Regions from separate parts of the Homo sapiens genome. Here region 1 is linked to region 2. A link is an interaction called in ENCODE POLR2A ChIA-PET data of the cell type or tissue named here. Cell type or tissue: A673. All regions are shown on one strand. Each heading gives the region's core, and the rest is flanking DNA. Links, peaks and the distances in the headings are about the cores only. Region 1 has its middle 16 kb from the start of SEMA6B. Region 2 has its middle 5.1 kb from the start of UBXN6.

Evidence for each region. ChIA-PET counts read pairs that join two places held together with the same protein. Peaks named below come from ENCODE experiments on the same cell type or tissue, not always from the same donor. Only the 100,000 strongest peaks of a DNase experiment are listed, where the experiment ranks them.
Region 1: POLR2A ChIA-PET joins it to region 2 with 6 read pairs; 4 of 35 experiments call an interaction of 5 or more read pairs at or near these places.

The regions. Positions count from the first base shown.
Region 1 is chr19:4,573,904-4,576,807 of GRCh38, forward strand. No RefSeq gene overlaps it. Among named protein-coding and RNA genes, the nearest start is that of SEMA6B, 16 kb to the left of the region's middle. RefSeq lists an enhancer at 1,386-1,978 and a silencer at 1,434-1,728. In A673, for the core only: CTCF peaks have their summits at 2,270 (motif pointing right) and 2,475; DNase peaks (open chromatin) are centred at 1,638 and 2,298.
Region 2 is chr19:4,461,454-4,464,357 of GRCh38, forward strand. No RefSeq gene overlaps it. Among named protein-coding and RNA genes, the nearest start is that of UBXN6, 5.1 kb to the left of the region's middle. In A673, for the core only: no CTCF peak of the experiment used is centred there; no DNase peak of the experiment used is centred there.

The DNA of each region.
Region 1 (2,904 bases), core at 118-2,617, 110 kb after region 2:
TGCAGATGGAAAAACTGAAGCTCAGAGAGGTTAAGCCATTTTGCTGAGGTCACATAGCACATAAGGGTGCCATGGATGCAAACGTGATCTTGCTTCTTGCTGACATTTTTTTTTTTTTGAGACAGGGTCTCTGTCACCCAGGCTGGAGTGCAGTGGCGTGATCTCAGCTCACTGCAACCTCGACCTCCCAGGCTCACCCGATCCTCCTGCCTCAACCTTCTGAGTAGCTGGGACTACAGGTGTGCACCACCACACCCAGCTAATTTTTTGTATTTTTTGTAGGGGGTATGATACCCAGGCTGGTCTTGAACTTTTGGGCTCAAACAATTCTCCTGAGTCAGCCTCCCAAAGTGTTGGGATTAAAGGCGTGAGCCACTGTGTGAGGCCGCCTCTTGCTGACATTTTCCAAGTGCTCACAATGTGCTACCTGCCCGTGATGATGGCACACCCTAAATTTTTTTTTTTTTTTTTGCGACAGAGTCTTGCTCTGTCACCCAGGCTAGAGTGCAGTGGCACAGTCTAGGTTCACTGCAACCTCCTCCTCTCAGGTTCAAGCGATTCTCCTGCCACAGGCTCCCAAGTAGCTGGGATTACAGGCACGTGCCACCTTGCCTGGCTAATTTTTGTATTTTTAGTAGAGACAGGGTTTCACCATGTTGGTCAGGCTGGTCTCGAACTCCTGATCTCTAGTGATCCACCCGCCTCAGCCTCTCAAAGTGTTAGATTACAGGCGTGAGCCACCGCATCTGGCCAGCTGAAATATTTCACAGATAAGCAAGCAGAGACCCAGAGAGAGGCTGTCCCTGTCCCCAGGCCACTCGGGAAGCCAGGGTGTGGGAGCCCAGGCAGAACCTCCAGTGGGGACGTGGATGCATCTCTGGGGCTCCTGGGGCTCCTCCCCTCCGGGGAGGGGGCCCCCAGGTAATTAATTTTAATCACTGTTTTGAAATTGGGCCACCAGGAGGCAAGTCGGAAACAGCAACTTGTAATTAGGAATGGGTGGGGCGGTGGGGGGGGTTGCAACGACCATTCAGAGGAAATTAAAGTGTCATTTATACCCAGCAGGTAATTAAGGGACCCAGGAGGGGGTGGCTCGAGGGGGCTGGGGCTCCAAGGGAATCCAGGCTGGGGCTGGGGCGTCGAGCACCCACAGATTCCAAAGCAGGTTTGGGGACGGACAGGTCCTCCCTTCAGACCCAATTTGGAGGAAGTACAGAGGGGTGGGTCGTGAGCTTGGGACCCAGTTGTGGAGTTCAGAGGAGAATAAGGTTCTGTTATAGGGACTCCACTTAGGGAGGAAGAAAGATGGCCCGGCCTTTGGGGGCTTGATCTAGGGGCAGAAAATGAGGAGCCCTTCCCCTCCAAGTTGGGGTTCTGGGTGCCCTTCCCCGCACTGCTGAACTCCTCCCCCAGAATTCCTCCAGTCTCTGCCCCTCCCAAGAGGCTGGGGATCCCCAGGTGGCCGGGACCAGTGTGAGAGGCCTGGAGGGGGCCCCGCTGAGAGAGGTGGTGGGGAATGGGGGTGGAGGTCTCAGGGAGTGCCAAGTGCTGCTGGGAACGGAAGACCTGGCGAATGAACTTGAAGAAGACAAAGGCGGGAAATAGGTCCCAGGGGAAAGGCCCCGGGGTCAGAGCGGACCACAAGTCCTGGTGAGTCAGGGCTCAGGAATGATGGAGGGGCTGGCAGAGTGACGTGGGTGCTGGGGGATGGGGCTTGAGAACCGTCAGACTGTGGAGAACAGTGTTCGAGGGGAAGGGGCCCCCAGTTTGCTGGGTCATCTCAGGGAGGCTGTCATCCCCATCTGTGCCTCACTGCTCCCCAGAGCCTGAGGCTCCGACCTTCAAAGAGGGACAACAGCAAACACTTACAGGGTGCCTACCCCGTGTTCCCAGCCCTGTCCCTCACTGAGCCCAGCGGGGTAGGTCACAGGGGCTCTTCTGACCATTCCATAGGTGGGAAAACTCGGGGCCAGGGTGGGCAAGGGATGGGGCCAAGGTCGCACAGCCCAGAAATGGCCAAGCTGGGATCTGAACCCGGGCCCAGGAGTCCAGACGCTGCGCTGTTAACCACAGCACTGCCCTGCCCCCAGAGAAAGGGGCTTTCAGCCTCTTCACATCCATCTCAGCAAGTTTTGTGGGTGACTCCAAAAATCTGTCCCCTATCCATCCACTTTGCCCCCCTCTATTACCCTTGCCTGGCCGGCCCCCATCAATTATTACCAGGACCTGGTCCTCAATTCCAGCCTCGCCCCCGTCTGTCTTCCCCAAAGCTGCCACCAGAGGGCACCAAGAGTCAGGTCCTGTCCCTCCTCTTCCCGCAGCCCTCCATGGCTCCCACCTCCCTGGGGGTCGAAGCTCAAATCCTCACTGCAGCCCACGAGGCCCTGCATGACTGGCCCCGTACTCTCCTTGCCCTTCCCTCCTCCCACTCTCCCCTCCACACTCTGCTGCAGCCATACGGGCCTACTTGGTGTTCCTCCAACACGCCAGGTGAGGTCCTGCCCCAGGGCCTTTGCACGGGCCGTGCCCTCTGCCTGAAGTGCTGCTTCCCAAGATCTCTGCATGACCAGCTCCTTCTCATCTTCCAGGTCTCAGCTCAAATGTCATCTCCTCAGAGACACCCTCCCCGACAGCCTCAGTGAACACAGCCCCGCCCTTCTCAGCCACTTGCAAGATAACTGTCTTCAGGGCACTGACTATACCTGATTTACCTTGCCCTTTCTCTAGTTAGTGTCTGTGCTCCCCTGTCCCCCCACCCAGCTGGGAATTCGACAAGGGCAGGATGCAGTAGTCTATGCCTTGGTCATTGCTGGGTCCGCGGCACCTGGCACTTAATAGGTGCTCACTAAACATCAGTCCACTTGTTAAATGCAAGCAATGCTCCCACAGCTCCAAATGAGATCA
Region 2 (2,904 bases), core at 133-2,632:
TTTTTTTTTTTTTTTTTTTTTTGAGAAGGAATTTCGCTCTTGTTGCCCAGGCTGTAGTGCAATGGTGCGATCTCGGCTCACCACAACCTCCATCTCTCGGATTCTCCTGCCTCAGCCTCCCGAGTAGTTGAGATTACAGGCACCCGCCACCATGCCTGGCTACTTTTTTGTATTTTTAGTAGACACAGGGTTTCTCCATGTTGGTCAGGCTGGTCTTGAACTCCTGACCTCAGGTGATCCGCCTGTTTCAGCCTCCCAAAGTGCTGGGATTACAGGCGTGAGCCACTGCACCCGGCCTCCGGGTAATTTTTTAAAAATTGTTCAATCTTGCGCAGTGGCTCACGCCTGTAATCCCAGAACACTGGGGGGCCGAGGGAGGAGGATTGCTTGAGCCCTGATGTTCAAGACCAGGATGGGTAACATAGTGAGACCTTGTTTCTACTAAAAAATAAAAATAACAGGCCAGGCACAGTGGCTCACCCCTATAATCCCAGTACTTTGGGAGTCTGAGGTGGGTGGATCACAAGGTCAGGAGTTCAAGACCAGCCTGGCCAACATGATGAAACCTTGTCTCTGCTAAAAATAAAATACAAAAATTAGCTAGGGGTGGTGGCAGCACCTGTAATCCCAGCTACTCAGGAGGCTGAGGCAGAGAATCGCTTGAACCCGGGAGGCAGAGGTCACAGTGAGCCAAGATCATGCCACTGCACTCCAGCCTGGGCAACAGAGCAAGCCTCCATCTCAAAAAATAATAATAATAATAAATAAAATAAAAATAACACCCTGGGCAACATGGCGAACCCTTGTCTCTACCAAAAAAAAAAAAAAAAAAAATCAGTGCTGGTTGTGCCTCCCTGTAATCCCAGCTACTTGGGAGGCTGAGGCATGAGAATTGCTTGAACCTGGGAGGCAGAGGTTGCAGTGAGCTGAGATCATGCCACTGCATTCTGGTTTGTGAGACTCTGTCTCAAAAAACAAACAAACCAAAAATTAGTGAGGCATGGTGGTGCGCACCTGCAGCTTCAGCTGCTTGGGAGGCTGAGGCAGGAGGAGATCGAGACCATCCTGGCTAACATGGTGTAACCCCGTCTCTACTAAAAATACAAAAAATTAGCCAGGTGTGGTGGTGGGTGCCTGTAGTCCCAGCTACTTGGGAGGCTGAGGCAGGAGAATAGCGTGAACCTGGGAGGTGGCGCTTGCAGTGAGCTGAGATCGCGCCACTGCACTCCAGCTTGGGCGACAGAGCAAGACTCCGTCTCAAAACAAAAAACAAAAAACAAACAAACAAACAAAAAACCATTAAAAGATAAACTCGGCCGGGCGTGGTGGCTCACACCTGTAATCCCAGCACTTTGGGAGGCCAAGGTGGGCGGATCACGAGGTCAGGAGATTGAGACCATCCTGGCTAACATGGTGAAACCCCATCTCTACTAAAAATACAAAAAATTAGCCGGGCGTGGTGGTGGGCGCCTGTAGTCCCAGCTACTCGGGAGGCTGAGGCAGGAGAATGGCGTGAACCCGTGAGGCAGAGCTTGCAGTGAGCCGAGATCCTGCCACTGCACTCCAGCCTGGGTGACAGAGTGAGACTCTGTCTCAAAAAAAAAAAAAAAAAAGATAAACTCAAAGTAAACAAATAACTGTTTAAATTTTAAAAATGAAATATGTATTATACTGATGGGGTCTCGCTAGGTTGCCCAGGCTGGTATAGATCTCCTGGTCTCAAGTGATCCCCCTCAACCTCCCAAATCACCAGGATTAGTGGTGTTAACCACCTCGCCCAGCGTTTGATTGTAAAGCTGTTGGAACTTTAAATTATTCTTCTTATTATTATTTTTGAGACGGAGTTTTTGCTCTTGTCACCCAGGCTGGAGTGCAATGGTGTGATCTCAGCTCATTGCAACCTCTGCCTCCTGGGTTCAAGCGATTCCCCTGCCTCAGCCTCCTCAGTAGCTGGGATTACAGGCACACGCCACCACGCCCGGCTAATTTTTGTATTTTTAGTAGAGACAAGGTCTCACCATGTTGGCCAGGCTGGTCTTGAACTCCTGACCTCGTGATCCACCCACCTTGGTCTCCCAAAGTGCTGGGATTACAGGTGTGAGCCACCGTGCCTGGCCCAAAAATTTTTTATACAGATGTGGTCTTCCTATGTTGCCCATGCTGGAGCACAACTACAGTGGCCATTCACAGGCACAATCATGGGTCACTGCAGCCCAGAACTCCCAGGCTCAAGTGATCCTCCCACCTCAGCCTCCCAAGTAGCCGGGACTACAGGCATGAGTCACTGCACCTAGCTTAACCATTGCAACCTCCGCCTCCTGGGTTTAAGTGATTCTCTTGCCTCAGCCTCCCGAGTAGCTAGGATTACAGCCACCACGCCCAGCTAATATTTGCATTTTTAGCAGAGACAGGGTTTTACCATCTTGGCCAGGCTGGTCTAGAACTCCTGACCTCCTGATCCACCTGCCTTGGCCTCCCAAAGTGCTGGGATTGCAGGTGTGAGCCACCGCGCCCCGCAATTTTTTTTTTTTTTTTTTTTTTTTAGAAAGAGTCTTGCTCTGTCACCCAGGCTGGAGTGTAGTGGTGCAATCTCAGCTCACTGCATGCTCTACCTCCCGGGTTCACGCCATTCTCCTGCCTCAGCCTCCCGAGTAGCTGGGACTACAGATGTCCACCACCACGTCCGGCTAATTTTTTTTGTATTTTTAGTAGAGATGGGGTTTCACTATGTTAGCCAGGATGTTCTCGATCTCCCGACCTCGTGATCCGCCGGCCTCGGCCTCCCAAAGTGCTGGGATTACAGGTGTGAGCCACCGTGCCCAGCCATTAACCACTTTTACGTGTACAGTTCGGTGGCCTCAAGTACATTCGCATTGTTGTGCAACCATTACAGCAATCGTTACA